Linked DNA regions of Homo sapiens: region 2 is linked to region 1. A link is a loop called in an ENCODE intact Hi-C map of the cell type or tissue named here. Cell type or tissue: mesothelial cell of epicardium. All regions are shown on one strand. Each heading gives the region's core, and the rest is flanking DNA. Links, peaks and the distances in the headings are about the cores only.

Region 1 (8,325 bases), core at 2,183-7,182:
TGGCTTCTTTCTCGGCTCACAGGAAGAAATGATGAATTGGGGATCAGACACCTGAGAGTTGGGATTTTTTTTTTAATTACATGCCTTTTTGAAAAACTGGACTTTGTATTTATAAGCTAGGATCTGTGATACAGAAGGAACCATCGGGATGGGGAATCCAGAATGTTGAGTCAAACCCCACCGTGGTCCACCTTGACCTTCTGTCTCCTCATCAGTAAAATGAATGGGTTGCATTCCTCTTAGTGCTAACTCTACCTAAGACTTTGATGGAGAGGAATTCTCCAACCTGTCCCTGTACCTCGTGATAGTGTTGATTTCACTTCACACTCCTCCATGTCTTGTTGCAGCTTGCCGGCTCATTTCTTCTTATTCCTGAATAACGTGGGAGTCTTCTCTACAGATCCTCCCAGGTGGTTCCACGGGGGAGCTGAGTGGAGCTTCTGTGATCTAGTGACCTAGTCCCCAGCATGGAGTGCTCGGAAGTGCCCTCCTTGAACATGTAAACATCCCACCAAGTTGCCTCCCTTCTCTTGCTATTTTGATGTAGCTTTCTTTTCAATGGTCTTATTTCTGGGTCTAGCCCCCAGACACACTTTCCACCCCATGTCCTAACCTACACTCTGCAGCACATCGCACCTGTGCAGGGTGATCGGTGATTGCAGGCCTGGGTCCACGTCTCTGCTCTGCTTCTTGCTGGCCACGAGGCTGCGTGCTCCTTACTGGCCCCTGCGTGCTCATCTGTACAGTGTGCAGGAGCAGGAGCATCTGCCGGCAGACTTCTTGTGAGATTCTAGTTCTGAGGCCTCCAGACGGCGTGGGTGCACCGCCTGAGTCCTGCTGCATTCTGTCTGCTGCAGACCCAAGCCTGGTTCCTGCGTGGGGTCCCTCACGGGTGGTGTGTGTTTCACAGGGCAGCAGGGAGCCAAGGGGCTGGGGCTGCCCGTGGGGAGTGTGTGAATCAAAGGAGCAGACCGCAGCTGGAGCCACCTCGCCTGGATTCCTGAACGCAGACTCTTGACAGACCGATTGTGTAACGGCATTCCTCCCAAGGAAACACGCCTGCCCCCTCCAAGAAGGTGCGAGAGCTTCCCAGACACAGAAAGGGCCCTGCTGGGTAAATCAGTTCTTCATTATTCCGTTCCCGAGGCTCTCCTATTGGCCAAGTGCCCGGCACCAGCAGACGTCTGCCCGCACGGGGTCGGTCCGCATGGGGTCGGTCCGCACGCAGCTGACGCTGAGGCTCAGGTAGTCTCTTTGGTCCCACTAAGCGGAGGATGCATTCAAAAGGATGCAAATTTCCATCCATTTCCTGTCCCCCCTGCCTGGGATAAGGGGCCTGTTGTGGCTGTGCAAGCTGGCTTTCTGGTATCTAAATACTTCTCTGGTGAGGACACACCTGTTCACATCTGCCTGCACACCACAGGCAAGCTGGCTTTCTGGTATCTAAATACTCCTCTGGTGAGGACACACCTGTTCATATCCTGCCTGCACACCACAGGCAAGCTGGCTTTCTGGTATCTAAATACTTCTCTGGTGAGGACACACCTGTTCACGTCCTGCCTGCACACCACAGGTGGGGTTTATTGTGTGGGGCTGGGATTTGGCCAGCCGACTTCTGGAACTCATTGTTTATCTCTCCATCACTGCAACAAATAACCCCCAGACCCGGAAATGCCACCTTCGACTAAGGCCTCAGTGTGGGGTCATCAAAAATGGCAAGCTGGCCAGCCCCGAGGTGGGTGAGGACCAGTGCAGGCCTTGTCCTCTTGGAGTCAGGTAGGGCTGCTACTGGCAGGTGGCATGAGGTCTCTACCGCCTCCGAATGACCCCGCACCCCTTCTCCTTTCCTTTCTGCCCCTCCCTTTTTCATTCAGGATGGAGGCAGAAGAGGTGCTGAGTCTGGAACCCATGGCTGCTGCGGACGAGGAGCTGGGTGATGCTTGCCTGGGCACCGTATCGCTCTCATCCTGTTTTCTCGCCTGTGAAATGGGAATGGCGCTCATGCTTCTCTGTGGGATGCTGGGAAAGGAACATGAGGGCGTCCATGGAAGTGTTTGAGGCATGCCTGCTCCAGGGGGAAGCTCCAGAAATGACACCTATGATCTCCCAGCTGTGTTCCCTTTAAGTTAACAAACACTCGTCTGGTCTGGGGCTGGGGTACAGCGATGAGGATGACCTGGTCCGAGCCCCAGGAATGTGGGCCGTAGGAAGGGCATGGGCATGAAAGACGTGCTCAGGGGACCCCTTCCAGGTGTCACCAAAGAGCCCTGGGTTGTGGTGTCGGCGGGAGCAGGGCAGGTGGGAGGCGGTGGGGGTGGGCAAGGTCTCGGACGCCAGATGCCTGGGTTCACAGCCCAGGCCTGCCTGTTACCAGCTGTGTGATTTCACCTTTCTGAACCTCAGCTTCCCCAAATGTGAAATGGAGTCGATGCTGATAGCAGCTTCTCCTGGGGTTGTTGTGAGGCTGAAACGAGTATTTGCACAATACACAAATACTTGATGCCTGGCAAAAGGTATCTAAGTGTGTTAAATATGTAGCTGTGTCTACACATCAGGGGGCCAACCTCACTGTGCTGAGAGGCAAAAATGGAGAAAAAAGGGAGGTTGCCAAGATTTTGCTCCTGGTGGCCCCAGGCTTTGGAGTTTCAGAGACGGGTGAGAGAGGGAGTCGGGGCAGTCAGGACCCTGGTGTGAGTAGCATGCTTCGTAAAAGTGACTGGGAGAAACCTTGGGACGTCCTTGTCTAAACTAGACTCCTGGCCTGCGGAGAGCCACGCCCCACCTCCCTCAGTCCCTACCATTCGCTATCTTTCTGGGCTGCCTGTACATCCTGCTGCAGCCTTCCGAGGGCCACCCGGCAGGGAAACCGGAGCTGCAGGCAGGAGGCACAGGCCGTTTCATCCACCCGGGGATGGGAGCGAGTTACAGGTGTGGCCATTGTTCCTGAGCACAGGTGGGGATAATGCATGCTGACAGCCCAAGGATGGGCCCCTGGCAGCCTCCATCGGCCTGGCCCGAGCCCCAGGGCAGCCCTCATGGGCACCCAAATTACAAAACGTCCTGTGAACTCTCCCCACGGTCCCGGCCTCTTCATGTGCTTCCAACGCCGGCGGCTTGGACACACCTGGGAGCAGCCACGGCCCATTCACGAAGCACTTTGGTGAAGGTCACCAACTGCAGGGACAGAGCGGGTATTGTCAAGGACGCCAGCCTAGCCTTTGTGCCCCGCCGTCTGCCCCGACCACAGGAATTCCTCACACTCACCCTCATTCACACCAGGAGGGTGCCCACTGCCACTGGGGGCGGCCTCCCTCCCTCCCTCCCCATGCTATTTTCAGGCAGGAGGCTGGAGCCTCGGCCAAAGGAACCTCACCCACGATTTTCCAAAACCTGATTGCCGTGGCTGTGTCTGTGATGGGCACAGACCCAGGGGCCGGGCCTGCCAAGACTCTCCCCGTGTGAATACCTGCACAGGGCACCTCCTGTGGGAACCGGGAGTCACACAGAGCCTGGCATTTGTCCCCAGCCTGTCTTGTGACATTAGGTAGATCAAAGCCCCATTGTAAAAAGTCATGTTGCCTCTGTTCATCTGCTTGGAGCCTGTGTCCTAGGACGGCCCTTCCCTCGGCTCTGGCTCGGGGAGGGAGCTGACCGCCAACACATCTGCTCCCATTTGGGTCCTAGTGTTCCTCCTGGAAGGAGCCCCACCGAAAGTGAAATTGCCTTTCATGGGTCTGAGGCTGGGGCACACCCTGAGAAAGAATGAGAAAGCATGGGGCAGCGCAGCTCCTCTCCAAAGTCTTCAGAGGAACAAGTTCCTACTTGGCTCTACTACGGAACAGCAAGAAGGCAGAGAAAAATGTCACTGATGCCAAAATCCTGGAGGCTTCCTGAATCGGCGATGAGGGGTGGGGAGTTGGCAGAGGCTGGGGTGGGGGCAGCCTCTGTCCAGCAGCCCCTTGGGGCATGGCAGGGAAGGAGGTGATGGAAGGAGGTGAGAAGACACGAGGCTTTGACAATCCTGAATTGTGAGTGGTGGGGCGAGGTCAGATCCTTCCAGAGGGACAGCTTCCCCTTGACTCCCAAGCCTGACCGTTGTGTGTCAAATGAGGGGCAGTCAAATTGCTCAACCACCTGAGTGGTAGGTAACTTGTGAGCTGGAGGGATCTTTACCCACCTTACAGTCCTTAGGTAGTCCATTGGTATGGGCTGCCTGGAGCATGTCTGAGATGGGAGGAAAATGTGCCAAGATGGATTAGTAATGTCTGGATGGCTGCCAGTCTCTTAGTGATGGTGTGTGTGTCATGTGTTTGCCATCTCTGGTATGTTAGTCAGGATAAGCTAGGTTTTGCTGCCATAACAAATAAATCTCCAAACCTCAATTGCTTATTGCTGTGAGAACTTATTTTCTCTCACTCAAATCCCAAAGTGAAGGGGGTGACTTGTTAGGACAGCTGTGCTCTACATAGTGATTCAGGGATCCAGCCTGTTTGCATCTCATGTGCTAATGGAGGGTCACATGGTGCTTCTCATGGCCTCAGCCTGGAAGTGACACACACGTCTCTTTTTACTTTTCATCATCCAGAACTGCTTCTGTGCAATCTGATCCCTGACTCCCTCAGAAGGCAGCAGGGGTCCAGGAGGGAAGAAAGTGGGATGGGTCTGTGGGGCAAAGAACATTATCTCTACCACACTCAGACCCATCCTCTTTGTTATAGAGGATTGGGTTTCTATAACTCAATAGGGATGTGGGATGTGGTTTCTAGACAAGAAAGTGACTTGAACAAAGTCAACAAGGGGTGTTGGCACCGTTGGGACCAGCCTAACTACCATGTAGGCATTTTTTTTGATGTACCATAGTGCCAAATTGTCTAAGTCATTTTTTCAATCTATCTCTCATCTTTCTTGTGAATTTTGTCATCCCCAGAGGTGATTTCTCTTACTGGAAAGTCTAGTGGAGGGACCATGTCCCTTGGCGGACTCTGCCAATGGGTGCCCTTCTTAGAAGCACCGTGTCCTCTTTGCTGGGGTAAAGCCATTCAGTACTGGATGACTTGATGAAGGTAAACCATAGCTGCCCAGGGTCCTGGACACATGAGGCCTGCTCTTGATTAATCTATATCCCTTATTCCCCAAAGAGAATGGCAAAATCCTGGAGCTATGCTCATGTTTGAGTTCTGTATTGGACAGGACCATTTTGGGTGCAATTGGCTTGTGCATTTGTGTACTTGAAAAGCTCAGGGATTTCAGCTTCAGGAATGGCTGGATTCAGAAGCTCAAATGATATCAGAACTCGATCTCACTTTCTCCATTTCCCGTTTCTGTCTTCCTCTGAGAAGGCTTTAATCCCTGGATCCACTTTGATTGGTGAGACTGGGGTCGTATGCCCAACCCTAAACCAGCTACCATGGCCAGGGGAATAAGAAACACTGATTGACCAACCTGGATCTTGCAAACCTCCTTTGCCCCTCTTGATCCTCCTGGTCTGAAAAAGGCTTGCACTGGAATGGGGCCCTGATGCACAAGACACGGTGCCCCACTTTGCTCTCACCTGTTGCTAGTGATACACGTTCCAGGGCTTCTGTGCTGGAGAGGTAGAAGATCATACTGCAGAAGTCCAGTGGGAGGAGGTGCTCACTCTGCCCAGGAAATGGATCATCAGGGAAGGCTTCCTGGAGGAGATATGTTTACCAGACAGCCAAAGGGGAATGAGGAGGGCATAGCAGCAGTGGAAACAGCAGGGGCAAAGGCAGGAGGGCAAAAAGACCACCCTAACCAGAGGACTCTGGTTGCTCAGTGTGATGGTGACTTGTTGGGGTGGAGGGGAGGGTAGCAGGGGGAGGGACATACAGGACCCAGGGCTGGTGAGGCTGTCTGGGGCCTGTTCTGACCATGCCTTGAGATTGGGTGAGCTGGGTGGGAACCCTGAGGAGCAAAAGCAAACTTAAATTCCAAGGGGAGAAGAATGGGATGTGGGCTAGTGTAGACCTCAGATGGCTGAGCAGAGAGTAGGTGATGGGCATTTCTTAATTGTGACCCTGGGGCAGAGATGGATCTGGTGCCCAAAGAGGCTGGTCAGGCCAGGAAGCTCCTTGAAAGTCGGCCAGAGGAGCTAGGGTGTATCCTCCCCAAATGAAGACCCACTGAAGGGTTTCAAGCATGTGGGACTGTTTTCTGTGTGGACATATCATTGAGGCTGCTGTGGTGTATGGTATGGGTTGGAGGAGGCAAGGCCAGCCGGAGAGAGGTAAGGGGCTAGTGCTAATGGCCGACTTCATGTTCACTAAGTGCATATTAGGCTCAGAACTAGGAGCTGGGTTTGGTAGATCTGGGAGCTGGGGCACAGCGAGGGATGAAGGGAGGGTGGAGGGTTAGAAGAGTCACTAACCCCCAGCTTTGAGAATTTCAGCCACTCCGTCCGCAGACAAGATGCATGAAGGAAGCAGACAAGGCATGAGGTTTCACAAATGCTCTGCACTAATATGCCCGCCTTACAGTCATAGCCTGGTTACTCTTTCTTTATATAAAATTATAACGGATATTCTAAACTTCTTTTCCTACTCTATAGTAAATTAGGAGCTCATACATTGGAAATGGTGTGTGTGTGTGTGTGTGTGTGTATGAGAGAGAGAGAGATTCAGGGGGTGCGAGAGAAGGGAGCAATAAAGGCAGCAGCTGAGATGGAGATAAAGTTCTCCTAAAGACATCCCATGAACTCATAAAGCTCGGCATTTTGGGCCACTGGTGTAAAGGTGATAGTTTTCTATAACTCAGTCCTACAGAAGAACATCCCATTAGAAGATGGGAACATTAGCAAGTGTTGGTAGTTGCTCCATCTGGCCACTTCAAGGCAAGCAAGTCTTCTTGGCTTTGCCCAGAGTATCCACGATGCTGGCACATCCTGGTGATTGCCAAGTGGGTGAATGGGTGAATGGATGCACGTTCCAATGACACCTGCGTTCTTTGAGCAATTGATCCTGTGGGGGAAACTGACATCCCAGAAGATCTGTCGGGCTGCTGCCTGCCCCCAACCCCAATGCAGTGCCCTCGATAAGGAAAGTGAGCTCCATGGCTTCTGTTTAGGAAGATGGGGAAGCTGCAATGCAATGAGGAAAAAAAAATCCCACCCCAAACGGGTTTGCATTTTAGGAAGTGTTTTGTTGTCCCTGCCAAGTGACAGTGTGGACTCAGGGTGGGGGAGGACTCTAGACTTGGCAAACCAGGTGTATTAGTCTGTTCTCACACTGCTATAAAGATACTACCTGAGACTGGATAATTTATGAAGAAAAGAGGTTTAATTGACTCACAGTTCCCCATGGCTGGGGAGGCCTCAGGAAACTTACAATCATGGCAGAAGGTGAAGGGGAGGCAAGGCACATCTTCACAAGGCGGCAGGAGAGAGAGCGCGAGGAAGGAAGTGCCACATTTTTAAATCATCAGATCTCATGAGAACTTACTCAATATCATGAGAACAACATGGGGGAAATTGCCCCCATAATCCAATCACCTCCTACCAGGTTCCTTCCTAACACATGGGAATTATAATTCAAGATGAGATTTGGGTGGGGACACAGCCAAACCATATCACCAGGGGACAAGGAGTGGTTCAGAGCAAAGCTGTCATCGCAGCTTGGGTGGCCGTAGGAGATGGAAATACCCCACTCTGCTTAAGCCTCTCTGATGCCAGGCACCCTGTGACTGCAGCCAACCCACTTCTTAATCCCTGGGAACTGTGAATACATGACCTTACATGGCAAAAGGGACTTTGCAGTTGTGATAAAGTGAAGGATCTTGACACGGGAGAGGACCCTGGGTTGGGAGGGTGGCCCTCCCTTATGAGAGGGAGGAAGGGGGAGTTGGAGCCAGAGGAGATGTGCAGATGGGAGCAGGGCTTGGAGAGCTGTACTTTGAAGAACGAGGGAGAGGGCCACCAGTGCAGAGGGAGGGAGGGGCCACCAGCGCAGAGGGAGGGAGAGGCCACCAGCACAGGGATTTGGGTGACCTCTAAAAGCAGAAAAGACAAGACAAGAATTCTCCTTGAGGGCCTCCAGAAGGAACATGACTCCATTGAGGACTTCTGACCTCCAGGATTCTGGGATCAATAAATGTGTGCTGTTTAGAAGCTGCTAAGTATGTGGTCATTTATTACAGCAGCAATTGGAAACAAGTATACAAGTCCCAGCTAACACACCTGCCACATTCCCAAGTGAGAGGCAGAGCCTGGTAATGGAAGGGCCCAGTGGTTTGGGTCCTGGGTCTGCCCCGGCTCAAGTGCCCTGGGTGCTGCTCACCCCTGGACATCATGCTCCTTTCATCCACCGGGAG
Region 2 (8,603 bases), core at 1,333-6,332, 57 kb before region 1:
ACACCAGGAGGCCTCTCGCCCCGTGGAAGCTTCCGGAGGCTGGGGAGGCGGGGACTCCTGCCTTTCATCTTCCTTTCTGCTTCTTTTCTTGGCACCTGGCTTTGCTCATAGGCATTTCGTTATTATTTTTTTCTTCAAAGGCTCGTCTCAACTTGCACATGTATGTGCAAACTTCCACAAACACATGCACATGTGTGTGTGCACACATGGGGTCCACAGCCTCCTTTGCAGGCCCTCCTGGGCTTCCCTGTCAACCCACAGCTCCTCCTAGATGCGTCCTGATGCCTTAGCCAGGTAGAGTTCTCTGTAATATTATTTGTTCTGATCATTGCATTTTCACTGCTCCTGACTCTCAGTTTACAACATAGCCCAAGGCCAGCTACGGCTCTGAGCCACCTTTTTGTCTTGGGCAAGGTGTCCCAGAGCTGAAGGGTCCACACTCTCCTTGGCTCCGCCAGGAGTCTCTGTCCCTCCTCCCCTCTTACTTCCCCCAATCCCCAGGCATTCACAGAGTGGGTCCTTTGTGTGAGACCTTGGGCTGGTGGACACATGGGGCTCTTTCTTCCTGAGGAGCTGGTCGGGGGATGCGTCTATCCTGATCATATCTCAGGTGTCTTCTCTCCCCTGGCTCATGAAATCTCCTGTCTCCCAAATTATGTCCAGACAGGGGTGGTAGCAGGCATCTCTCTCTTCCAGCCCAGAGGCCCACCCACCAGCCAAATGGGGCATTTAATTGGAAAGGGAGGCTGGCAGGCTGCCTGGAAATCCTGCAGAAAGGATCGGAGTGGCCTGCTTTGAAAACTTTGCCACATACCTTCCCCGCAGATTTCTGTTTCAAATATTTGAAGGGGTTCTTGGGACCATTTGAGAATTACACCCGGAGCCATGCAATGACAGATCCCTCCAAACCCTGGTGGGGCCTGTGTGGTGGTGCCGCCCAATCACTTGGTATAAATGGGAAACGGAGGCAGATCAGAGGTGGAGAAAGAATTGAATTCAATTTGGTTCAGCACTCCAAATGTTGGTTGAAGGCTCTTTCTGTGAGAGACACACAAAATACTTACCTGAAAGCCCCTCCCCGCCAAATCCTGAAGTCACAGCTTCCTTAGGGACTTCAGCCAGAACTCTCCCCAATATTTCAGTCCTGCTGGATGATTCCTGAGCCTGCAGATTCCTGTTGGTGTGAGTCAGCAGGGTGGAGGGATGGGTGAAGGAAGGAGTGAGGGTCGGTGAGGGAGATTCATCCTAGAGGCCTCATGGGTTTATCTGCCAAGCAGATAAAGCCCCTCCTTTCAGAGCCAAAATCAGGGTTCATCAGGGCTGGAGTGAGGCCATGGAAGGCAGGATCAGCTGTGTGTGCAAGACAGACTGAGAGCAAGAGAAGAACTGGGGTGTGGAGGGGTGGCTGGGGGCAGCTGTCAGAAGGTCCAGGCCCTGAAGCCCCGGGTGGTCAGCTGCTCCTCTTCACAGAGACCACGGTGCTGGCATCTCATCATCAGGGGGCATGTGGCCAGTGGAAGCCATGCAACTTGGTAACCATGGGTGAGTAGCTGGACCTCCTCTAGCCCTGGTTTCTTCCTTGGCAGAGCAGGAATGACCAGAGTTGCTTTGCCAGGTACCTTGAGATGAAATGAGGTGTGAGGGCAGAGGGCCGCCCTGTGCTGCTCAGAGCTGGTCCATCAGTCCACAGGCTGTTTCCAGGGCCATATTCCAGCTCTGGCCTTTTTGAGTCATGGTGCTCTAGGAAAGTTTCTAAGCCTAGAGCCCCATGGGATACTAATGGGATAGTAACAGTCCTACCTCACAGGGCTGGGGCATGAAATTGGTTAATCCATATAGATAACCTGGAATAGTCCCTGACTGGTACACAAAGGGGGTTAAATTGAACTGGTGCTGTGATGGTGGTGGTGGTAGTGATAATGATGATGATGGTATGAGGAGAATGGTGGTGTTGATGGTGATAGTGTTGATGGTGGTGATAATGATGGTGGTAAACGTGGTGATGATGATGATGATGGTCATGATGATGATGATGATGGTGATGGTGATGGTGATGATGGTAGTGGTGGCAGTGGTGATGATGATGGTGATACTGGTGATGGTGATGGTGGTGATGGTGATGATGATGGTGGTGGCCAGTGGTGATGATGATGGTGATACTGGTGATGGTGATGGTGGTGATGGTGATGATGATTATGGTAGGCGGCAGTGGTGGTGATGACAGTGATACTGGTGATGGTGATGATGGTGATGATGATGGTGATACTGGTGATGGTGATGGTGATGGTGATGATGATGATGATGATGGTGGTGGCAGTGGTGGTGATGATGGCGATACTGCTCATGATGATGATGGTGATGATGATCCGTGATGGTGATGATGATGCTATCGGCAGTCGTGATGATGATGGTGATGGTGATGGTGGTGATGGTGATGATGGTGATGATGATGATGGTGATGGTGGTGATGGTGATGATGGTGGTGGCAGTGGTGATGATGATGGTGATGATGATGATGATGGGGTAGTGGTGGTGGTAGTGATTGTGATGACGATGGTGATGATGATGATATGGCAATAGTGGTGATGGTGATGGTGGTGATAATGATGAATAAATCGTCATCATTTAGCACTTGTTATATGCTTAGATCTGTCCCAGCCATGGGGATACCACAATGAACAAGACAAGTATGGTTCCTGCTCTCCTGAGAATCAGTACTACTGATGGCAATAGCCAGTGGGTAAGTTAACCGACCCATGAGCAAAGTAACATTTCAGAGGGAGGAGCTGGAGAGTTGTGTGAAGTGTGGGGCAGCCCAGTAGGCTCCTTGGAGGAGGTGACATGTGGATGAAGAGACGGGGGGAGCCACCATCATGAGGGGCAGAGAATTTATATTGGCTCAGATAACTAGGACATCTGGGGTTGCATCTAGCATTGGGAACAGGCGTTAAAGATGCCCTCTCGCTCCCCCTCTCTCCTCTCTGCCTCTCCTGACTACCTTTTGACTTCCATGGTACCCCGAATCAATGCCACTCTTACGGCTTCCAAGATCCGTTGTCCCGGGCTAGTTGTGTCCCCTCCCTGGAACTCAGTGGTCCCATCTGGAAAGTGTGATGGGGAACGCTAGCCAGACACCCCTGTGGTCCCTTCCATCTCTGGGGTCCCGAGTGCCTGGCCCTGTGCTGGCGCCCTTGTTGGGCCATGGAGTAACTGACAGTAAGCAGTGGGCATGAGGAGCACTTCCTGCTTCAGGGCCTGCGGGAGGGTGAACAGTTCACTTCACAGTAGGTCTCTGTGGCTTACCTGGGATGGAGCTGGCTCCAGGAGCAATTTCCCCTGGATGAAACAATCTTTGGAATCCACCGTATATCACTCGCCATGACGTCTTCTGTTTAAACAGCGGCAGCCGGCAGAGGGTGAGCGAGGAGGCCGTGCTGGGAGGAGGGCCCATGTCCCAGCCCCCAACCCCGGCCCCGGTGGAAGGCCCCGCTATGGGGGAAAGCAGGCATATGGAACCCATTTGGGAAATTCTTTCTGCATAAACCACTTTTTCCAGGTAAGACACATGCCCATATTGACTGGGAAAGATGCAATACCTCTTACACTTTGCCGGCTACATTTTTATGGACCTTAATTAAACCCACGGTCTGCCGGGTTGGGAAATTGGACACTCTTTGTGCGGCGCCTTCTTAAGAAGTACTGTTGGCCCAGGGGAGGCCAATTATAACCTCGCGTCCTCCCCACCTCCCAGGACCTCACAGACCCTCCAAGCGCTTGGAAAATGTGCGCTCGACAGAGGGCCTTTGATTCTGCTTGCCTGGACAGCGTTAGGCCTGTTTCCAGGCCTGAGGCAAGTGGTGGTCAGGGTCCCAGGCGGCCGGCGGAGGGGCCACAGAGACCGGAGTTTTCAAACTTCATTGAGCACCAGCGCTTTCCTTTCATGCCCAATCGCATGGAGACCTCGGATAGAAACCAGATGAGCCTGCTGGGGCTGAAGGGGGAGGTTGGTGGGGGGTGCACGTGGCCCCTTGCTCACCCCCAGCTCCTGTTCGCCATGAGGTGACAGCGAGGACAGCCGCCTGGGTGTTCAGTGAGTTGTTAACGCCTGGATGGTTGTGCTCGTTATCCTGTTTAACAGGCACAGGCCAAGTGAGGTAGGTGCTGTTACCATTGCCATTTCACACCTGAGGGAACCTAGGCGCAGAGCAGCAGAGGGACGGGCCCAGGGTGGCCCGGCCGGAGCAGGAGGAGTGGTGGGGTTTGGGTCCTGGAAGCCCGTGTGCGTGGCCGCCTCTCCAGAAGGCTGCTGGGGAGCTACTGATTGGGCCCAAGCCTCTCTTTTGACGGTGCTCCGGGCTCAGTGCTGTGCCTTCCACTCCCGGTGGCCCCTGCCTGTGCGTGATCTCCACAGCACAGCCCCCTTCTTGTGTCGGGTAGTGGCCTAGGCCCCTCCTATGCTTGGGTTCATGGATCCAGCAGGCCGGGGGGGTCCTCTCACCGCTGGAGGGGCTACTCTGCCAGCCTCTCTGGTTGGGTGGAACCTGCCCTTGACTAGCATACATGGTCCGGGGCACCCCAGGACTTTTCAAGGATGCCTTTGGTTGGAGGAGAAGGTGTCTTTGCTTTGGTCCTTTTTGTGCTCTGGGCTTCCACGAATATTTCATTTTTAGGGAAGAGATTCGTTAATCAAGAAAAGTGTCCCCTGGATGAGCTTTTCCTGGGATTGGCTCTTCCTGGGATGCTCAGGTCATGGCCCCAGAAACCCCAACCTAGCCAAGGGAGCATGTTAGGAAGCCAGGCCAATGGAGGGATAATTTACATGCGGTAACATCCATCCTTTCAAGGTGTATGCTTTGGTGAATTTTGACAAATGCAAGTAGTCACAGACACCCTCGTAATCAAGATACGGAAGATTTCTATCACCTCCAAAGCTCCCTCGTGCGTCCTCCCACCCCAGCCCCCCAGTGGTGGATCCGTTTTTGGTCCTCATAGCTCTGCCTTTTCTAGAATCGCATCAATAGACCCATGCAGTTGGCAGTCTCTTCAGTGTGGCTTCTTTCACTTTGTATTATGCCTTTAACATCCAGCCATAGTTACAGGGACATCGCTGGCACCTCGCAGGCTGGGTGGCCTCAGGGAAGATGGAGCTGGGCTCACCCCGGGTACCCTGGAGCAGTCGAGCTCTCTGGCAGGTAGAGCAGGGTGGGTCCAGAAGCTTCTGCTAGTCTTTGTTTCCTCATTAACTCAGGAATGTTAATCAGTGCTGACTTCTTGGGGTTGATGGGAAATGATGGGCCATTTGGATACTTGCTCAGGGACTGTGCACAGTGGCTCATGCCTGTGATCCCAAGGTTTTGGGAGGCTGAGGTGAGAGAAGCACTTGAGGCCAAGAATTTGAGACCAGCCTGGGCAACATAGTGAGACCCCATCACTAGATATGTGCTCCTGACCTCATAGCACAGAAACCCAACCAGAAAGGATTCAATAAGTCTGGATGAGGATGGCTCCAGGGCAGCTTCATCCAAGCACTCATGACATCAGTGATCTGGGTGACTCCTCAGCTGCAAGATGGTGGCAGCTTCTTCTAGCATCACGTCCCTACGGGACAACATCCAAGTGGGAAGGGGCACTTCCCTGTGGTGTTCCCCTCTGTTAGCAAGAAACCCTTTTCCGGGAGCAGCCCCCAGTTTCAGCAGTCTTCCCTGTGCCTCACTGGTCAGGGTGTGTCCCATGCGTCATGTCTACACCAATCTCCAGCAACAGACGGGAGCTGCCAGGAGAGGGTGAAGCCTGAGCAGCCTTTGCTCTGGGCTGGAGAGGGGCTGGTGAAGCACAGAGCAGATAATGCCTGGATAAGACGGGGGCTCTCCGGGCAAGGGAAGGAGGACGTGCCCAGAGGTGGGGAACTGGCCGTCTGCTAGATGCTGTGTGTGAGTCTGATTGCAAGGAGGTTCTCTGTCTACAAAAGACCAGAACAGGAGGGAGCCATTAGGGAAGAAGGCCACCAACATGGCCGGCTGACTGTGGTTGGCCTTCCTCAGGGCTGAGGCTTAGATAGGGTGAGCCTATCTTGTAGATGTTCCTCAAAGGAGAGGACACAAATGAGCAATTTGTGACCTTTGTGTGCTTGCTGTCCATACCTTCATCCTTCCATCTCTCCATCTATCCATCCGTCTCTCCATCCCTTCCTAATCCATTCATCCCTTCATCCATCCCCTTCATCCATCCATCATCCATCAATCTCTCTATCCCTCCATTCATCCATCAATCTCTTCATCCTTCCATCCACCTATTATCCATCCACTTCTCCATCCATCCATTCATCTATCCTTTATTCATTTATCCATTTATCCATCCATCCATCTCTCTATCTCTTCATCCATCCATCCACTCATCTATCCATCTCTCCACCCCTCCATACATCCATTCATCAGTTGTCCTTCCATTAATTCGTCCATGTTTCCATCCCTCCAGCAGTCTCTCCATCCCTCCATCTCTCCATTCATGTATCATCCCTCCACCCATCATCCATCCATATCTCCATCCATCCACTCATTGATCCTCCATTTATTCATCCATCCACCCACCCATCCATCCATCCATCCATCCATCCATCCATCCATCTCCTATCTCTCCATGCATCCGTCTCTCATTTCTCCATCCCTCCATCTCACCATTGCTCTATCACTGCATCCTTCTATCCCTCCATGTCTCCATCCCTTCTTCCAAGTAACAACCAAGCACTTGCTCTGGGTGGGCCCTGTGCTGGGTCCTGGAGAGAAGGGGAGAAACTGGGCTCTGTCGTTCAGGACTTTGGCAAGGGCCCCTCACGGTTGGGGTGTGGAGGCGTGGTTTCCCTTGGGGCTTTCCCCATAGTGAGCATGTGATGCTTTCAGGGGAACACTGCCTTTTAATTTTTATCCCAAGATTCAAGCAGCACAGATCCTCTCTTGCTTCACAGCCCCTGTCCAATCCTGCCTTTCATTAACTAACTTTAGTAACTTTCCTCGCTGTGTTTAATTAAGATTCATACGAGCAAGACTTGAAGGAACACAAGCATCTCAGTGCGGCTGGGCCGGCCTTTAGTCTTGGGCTTTTTACCTCTTGCCCGTGGTGGTGCTGGCTGCAGAGGACCCCCTGAGCTGGGAGTAGAAATAACTCACCTTGGTTTTTTTCTTGCTGCCAGACTTTTAGGATGGCTCTGAAACACCAGACTAAGTCTGTGTCCAAAAGCCTCAAGCATTGGCCTGGGATTATGTAGGTGGATATCATTTGAGGACTATGGAGGCCAAATTATTTCCTTGATTGTCTAATCTCCTTGTTAACAACATTTGTGAAAAAATGAAGGGTTTTTTTTTTTTTTGTTTTTTGTTTTTTTTGGCTGCAATGGAAGTTTCAAGACTTACAAGGAAACAGCTTTTGCTGTTCCCCTCTTAGGGCCTTCCAGCCTGACAAAAGAAATCAGCAGCTTGCCCGTGGGCAATCTGGAGAGGCAGGAAGGTGGGTGAGGGAAGCATGACATCATATCAGGTGGGAATAAAAAGGCGTGTCCTGCAGTGTCCCTGTTCAAACATATTTTGGTGCTTGGATGCCCGCTTTGGAAGCTGGAAGACCCTCAGCAGGAACTGCGAAGGGCTCCAGAGACCCGGACTCAAGTTTTCAAACTTTAAAAATGAGTATGGCAAGGGAGGAGTGAGGGGTGAAGGGCAGCAGCCCCCTGGTGGGGAGCAGGGGCGCCGGGAGTCAGATCTGACAGAGGGCTCCCGGCTGTGTGCTGCATGCGTGGTTCCCCTTTTTCTTGGAGAAAATGGGGAGGCAGGAGTGAGGCAGATTGCTCTGGGACAATGGGCCCCTCTCCCGTCGGGTGGGAGCGGCTCTGGGCCCAAACAATAGGCCTGGGCCGGCCCCTCTCCTGCTGCCCACCGTCTGAGACAGATGCCGGGGAGCCGCCGGGAGTGCCCCAGAGGTGACCTTCGGGGGCTGCCCTGTCACTTTGTGGAGGAGTCCTGGAGAGGGAGGGAGGCAAACAATGGTGGCCTCATGCCAGGCGCCCGGCCTCCGGCACGGGCCAGGGCTCCCCAGGGAGAGCACGGCCTGGCAGGTGCTGCTATTGTCTCAGGGCGCAGGGGCCTTCCGCGGAGGTCTCCCGGCAGGGAGGCAGGGCACCGGTCAGCACGCGGCAGGAGAGGCTTGGGCTGGAGGCCCTCTTGTTGTTCTCCAGGGAGGACGCAAGGAGCTGATTCTGCTGGCTCCATTCAGGCCTGACAGCCCCAGCCCAGTTCTGCCCTCAGCCCCTAAAAGCGTCATTCAGAAAAGCAATTAACGTCTCTGGCCTCCAATGGCACCGGGACTCTGAGTGTCAGATTTTACAGCCGGACCTGCCCTAGGAAATGCCCAAATCTGAGCTGACATCCTCGCTTGAGCTGGGGGCACAGGCGGAGTTTTCTGGAGGAAGGGCATCAGCTCAGGAGGACAAGGGGTGAGCCCTGGATTTGTCTTTTCTCTGCAAAGAGACTTGCCCTGGGAGAACCCCCACACCATAAGCTGAAAGCAGTGGATGAGCGCAGCAAGGGCTCTCTCATCCTGGGGAGGAGCAGTAGCTA

The links. Peaks named below come from ENCODE experiments on the same cell type or tissue, not always from the same donor. Only the 100,000 strongest peaks of a DNase experiment are listed, where the experiment ranks them.
Region 2: it touches region 1 in a loop (30-fold over the local background); 1 of 110 quality-filtered maps calls a loop at or near these places.

Annotation. Positions count from the first base shown.
Region 1 is chr11:69,248,893-69,257,217 of GRCh38, forward strand. LOC105369368 (a long non-coding RNA gene) reads left to right here. Exons shown (of 3, transcript XR_001748070.1): 2 at 911-1,076; 3 at 1,875-2,280. Among named protein-coding and RNA genes, the nearest start is that of MYEOV, 41 kb to the right of the region's middle. In mesothelial cell of epicardium, for the core only: no CTCF peak of the experiment used is centred there; no DNase peak of the experiment used is centred there.
Region 2 is chr11:69,192,627-69,201,229 of GRCh38, forward strand. No RefSeq gene overlaps it. Among named protein-coding and RNA genes, the nearest start is that of SMIM38, 41 kb to the left of the region's middle. RefSeq lists an enhancer at 3,578-4,202. In mesothelial cell of epicardium, for the core only: no CTCF peak of the experiment used is centred there; a DNase peak (open chromatin) is centred at 3,425.